Linked DNA regions of Homo sapiens: region 2 is linked to region 1. The links are chromatin loops, found by intact Hi-C in ENCODE. Cell type or tissue: PC-3. All regions are shown on one strand. Region 1 holds the start of LINC02468 (long intergenic non-protein coding RNA 2468). Region 2 overlaps PDE3A (phosphodiesterase 3A).

What was found. Hi-C counts contacts between places; a loop is a spot of excess contacts. Peaks named below come from ENCODE experiments on the same cell type or tissue, not always from the same donor. Only the 100,000 strongest peaks of a DNase experiment are listed, where the experiment ranks them.
Region 2: it touches region 1 in a loop (6-fold over the local background); 9 of 110 quality-filtered maps call a loop at or near these places.

What each region holds. Positions count from the first base shown.
Region 1 is chr12:20,125,992-20,128,491 of GRCh38, forward strand. LINC02468 (long intergenic non-protein coding RNA 2468) reads right to left here and starts at 1,910. Exons shown (of 4, transcript NR_146523.1): 1 at 1,825-1,910. In PC-3, no CTCF peak of the experiment used is centred here; no DNase peak of the experiment used is centred here.
Region 2 is chr12:20,371,507-20,374,006 of GRCh38, forward strand. The region is part of intron 1 of PDE3A (phosphodiesterase 3A); the gene reads left to right. Among named protein-coding and RNA genes, the nearest start is that of PDE3A-AS1, 2.5 kb to the left of the region's middle. In PC-3, no CTCF peak of the experiment used is centred here; no DNase peak of the experiment used is centred here; H3K4me3 peaks cover 133 bases; H3K27me3 peaks cover 2,156 bases.

The DNA of each region.
Region 1 (2,500 bases):
TAATTTATTCAAGATTACACAGATGGCACAGAACCTGGATTTGAACCCAGGACAGTTTGATTAACCACTCTTAATCGCAATACCATAGTGCTTCTCTGTGCTGCAGTGGGGAACACAGAGATGCTAACATTTTTAAAACTTACTTAAAATTATAAAAAAAGAAAGTCCATAAATTTTCACACTTTTATATTTATGAAATAAGTGAATTTCTGATCATATTTTTTTTTAGCTGGTGTGATACCAGGGTATAGCATTTGCTATTCTGGTTTAGTAATGTATTAAAATCTATTAAAATTGTGTGTAGTAGAATCAAAAATTTTAAAATGTAACTTGGACTTCTGTGTATCATGCTAAAAAACAATTTGAAACATACTTTTGCTCAGTTGCATCTCAGCTAAAAGTATTTTTTTCTTATGTGACTCTCTTGAATAGTTTTGTAATTATTGATGATTGTTAATGATGATAACATTTCTGGTCTTGATTTATCAAGTACCATAAACATTCACAATAGATTTGTAATTTCCTCAGAGTTTCAGGAATTAAATTAATTGCCACTATAAAAATGATTTTTGAAGCTCTTCTAGGAAGGGTACTTTGTTTATATTCTAGCTATTTCCTGAGGAATGGTGTAAATATTTCATAAATGTTTGGGAACCAGACTTTTTACGCCCAGTCTCACTATCCAACACATAAATTATCTCTTTCATCTAGATATTATTTTTTACTTTTAGGTACTTAGCTCTTTATTTACATGTTTTAAAGTGTGTTATTTCGCAGTAGTTTATTTGAACTAAATGAGATATTTCTGACATCAACTTTTAAAACTTGATGGTTTCTCTTGGATTTTTTTTTTTCGTAGACTTGCTGTCTCTAGTTCAAGGCTTGCTTTTGCTTGTAAACCTATAATGTTACAATTAAATGATGTAGCAGTTCAAGTAATGTTAACTACCCTGGATTAAAATGCTCTCAGGCAATTAAACGGCAGTTGTAAATCATTGGAATTTGGAAAAATAATCAGTGTCGTATGATAGTTGCATGACACATGATGGATCTGATTTTTAATATATGCCATCTTGATTAGAAAATGAAGATGAGCCTTCTGTAAAATGTCATGCATAAGATAGAATTAAGTAGAGGAAGGAAAAAAAGAACAGAGAATATGTGAATTTTTATTTTCCAGAATAGTTAGGGGAGGCAAACTTTAACTCAGAAAAGTGATAGAACTGCAACAATTCCATTAAATCAGTTATACTCACTGTGAAACACAAGTCACAGTTTTCGTTTTACTGTGGTTAAATGAAATAAACATTGTATTTGATAAAAGCAAGTAAAAGTCATATACACAACTTGAAATGACTCAATTAAATACTCCAGCATTGCCTTCCCCGTGCTTAGCTGGTATTGGTGGGGCTTCCTCTTACCTTTTTAGCTGTGTCTCTCTCCATATAGATATTTTTATTATCACCAGTTATTCGCTATTTTGTTCAAGATTGATTTGGTTTACTTCTATATATCTGTGATTATATACAAATAAGGTCATAACAAACACTAGTGTTTTTATTTTTCAGGAAAATCTCCAAGAGTTGGTGAATCATGCTGTTGCCAATAATAGGCATGTGACATAACTGAACATTTCATCATCTTCAGTAAATAATCAAGATGGTAAGAATTATACAGGATGTAGCATAGATTGTTAAATTTGTGAAAGTAAGTTGTAGGCTATGTTAGTTAGAATTAGGTTTGCCTGCTACTGACAGAAAACTCCAAATAACAACGTCTTAAACAATATGGATGTCTTCTTCTTCAAATAGAATCTAATGTCACCTTTGCAGAGATGACATGCTGGGTCTGTGATCACCAGGGATCCAAATGCCTTCGATCTTGGTGCTGGCTCACAATCACCAAGTGGCTTCCACCTCACAGTCTGCTGTGGTTGATTAAACTCCAGCATCTTATTGATGTTCTAGCTGGCAGAAACGAAAAAGAACCCAACAAGGGCAAGGTTGAATTACAAAGAAAGGAGAAAATATCCATTGGAGGACTACTATCAACCTCTGCCACAATTTCTACATTTTCTCAACGTATGAAATTTTAAAGTATACTACTAAATTTTAAAAATTATTCGTATTCATATTTTCAATGGTAAAACTATCGAGCATTCTGTTGTTTGTGCCAATTGTTTTACCAAAAATTTTAGATACAAGAAGAGACATTTATAACACAAGGTGTTTCTAACTGGAAAGTAAGCCCTGGAAAAATTTAGGAAACAAGAGAGATGTGAAACGTGCTTTATGTTATTGTGATTTTGAAATCTATTTTTTGGAAAAACTATGCTTATAAATAATTGAAACTTTAAGAGAGGTTGAAGACAGTGGAGCACAATTAAATTTTGTGGTTAGAAGGTTGCATTTCTAAAAAAAAATGTTTACTATTGAGAGGGCATTACAGTGCTATGAGGGCAGGAATTTTCGTTCATTTTCTTCACTTATATTTTTTGCAA
Region 2 (2,500 bases), 250 kb after region 1:
ATAATCATTTGGGTATTTCTAAGAAATAGCAGTCACCATATGGTGTGGGTGGCTAGTTGGTTTCTGAAATGGAGTTGATTACACAGATCTATGGCTGTTTGACATTATTGAGCAGAGTAGATGACAGCATCATAGTCTGTTTATTTTAAAGCAAATGTAGTTATTTGCTTTTTGTTTCGATAAAACAAATGTTTCTTGTCTTTAAGCTTACTCTAAGAGTGGAGGGGAAAACAGGCCACTGACTGATAGTTTTGGTAAAAATTTGGAAATTGTTAAAATGGAGTAAGTTATCTATTTGAGGGTAAACTAACCATTTTAATTTCTTTTCACAGTTATGGGAGAGAATGTCTTAAATGAAAACACCACCGCTTTAAGTATGTTCAGAATACACTATTCATTAACTTATAGGGAAATAGGATGTTACTATTGCAAAATTCACAACCATAATTTCTAAGGAAAATCTGGGATTTAATCACAACTTGATTCCAAATTGATATCATTTACCCTGTGGAATTATTTTTTAAAATTTTATATTAACATTTATAAGTTAAGAAATTAAGGGTGGATAGAAGATAAGAAGGTGGTTAGGTAAATTAACCAGCAGCATTCATTTAACCCACACATTTTTATTGGGTTTCTCTGGTTTAAATTGATAAATGGAGAATTTGAATTATCTACGAAGTTATCAAAATAAGCATTGCATATTTAATGTTTTGCTGATTAATGCTGTTGGAAAATGCATAATCGCAATCTATTTCTGTAATTTTCTTTGGTCACTATTTTTTTTAAAGACTGTGTTAATGAAGATTATTCTAAAGTGGGAAACTTTGTCTTATGCTTGATGGAAACACAAGAATACATTTAGCAGAAATTGAGATACTTGAAGTTTTAATGAGGGCATGGGTGAGTGTGTGCGTGTCACTGAAGACTGGTTTTTATATATGACCCATTAAAAGTTGTTGCTGAGCATAATTGTGGGGAGTGGGTGGAAACTAACACAGTGTACTATCTTATAAGATAGGACAGTATCTCATATACGTTAGCCTTACTGTGTGAAAAGTTCAGGAGCTACCCACAGTAAATGGCTTATCTGTTTTATCATAAGGAAACAAACTTCTGATTAAGGGTGCAAAGTGTACCACTGTCATTTGCATACTTTGTGAAGTCAAACATCAAAATAATTATAAAATAAGTATATAACACTCCCCTGAATGTCATCTGCTTTTTTTCTGAAGGAATGTCTACTTTCAACTCAAGACAATACTCATAGGCAACAAGTGAATTTTAAATAGTCATTTAAGAACTTAAACGCACAGTCTGTCAGAGTCCTCTTGAGAATTTATTTGCACTTTGCTCATTGTGAGGCTTACCAGTGAGAGAATTTCATCATTTTCTTCTCTGTATGAATGGCAGTGGCTGGTTACTGATGAACTATCCCTCTTCAGTGACCCTCAGTTCCAAAAGTGCAAAGAGAATATATGATAAAAATTCTCATAAGAGAAACCAATTGACAGATACATTTTTCTCTCTCCCTCCCTTTTTTTCTTTCAAGAACTGTAAGTCTGTAGCACTGGTGTCTGTGAATGCAAGTGGAAATATCTTTATTCTCAGGAAAAAACAAAGTTTATAGTTCTTTAAAGTTTAAAGAACTATAAAGTTTGTTTAGCTTTTAGTTTAGTCCTGACAACCCAGTGTCCGCAATACTGAGGCTGATTTTGTAGATGAGTGTGTCAAACTACTTTTTTGGCTGCCAGTGTTAAGAAGGCAAGTGTCTGTTAAGGTGTGTGTATCTTTTCTAAGTGGACTTTCGCATCCCAGAGCAGATATGTCTCTCTCAAAGTACCACTGTGCCCTCGGCCCGAAACATGGGAATATACAGAGGTACCTAGACTTTCTTGGAGTATTAGATATTATGCATGATTAATATGTTATTTTTCAATGTAAAATTTTAATTTTGCAATTTTTTTGTTATTGCAAATTGTATTTGAAGGGGTGTCTCTCCATTCTCTTTATAAATAAAGAACTATAATTGGCTGCTCATTCTTCTCTAATTACTGAGACCACCTTACACATTCACTTTTGAAAGATTTCAAACCAATGCAATTTTATTTTAGTTACCTGTTAAGGAAAATTTTATATTTTTACCTGTGGTTTCAGGTAAATACAAAGGCATATGACTGTCTCCGTTAATGCATTTGTACCACTTAATGACAACATTTTTTTGGGATGGATACAACATCATCCATTTTGATCTTAGTTGTCGAAAGAAGAGTCAAGTTTTTCACCACTGATGTGAGAAAGACACTTTTAGGAGAGAAAGCAAACAACAGCAAAGCAAAAATAGGAGAAATGGGTATGGTGTTTGATGGTAGGCACTGGATGGGAGGCATTGTTATTCTTTGACAAAAAACTTGCTTATTTCTTCTCAAAATGTAGAATACATTGTTTAAATTCCTAAATGCCTGTCAATGTAACATATTGTTCAAATTGAGTAAGTTTC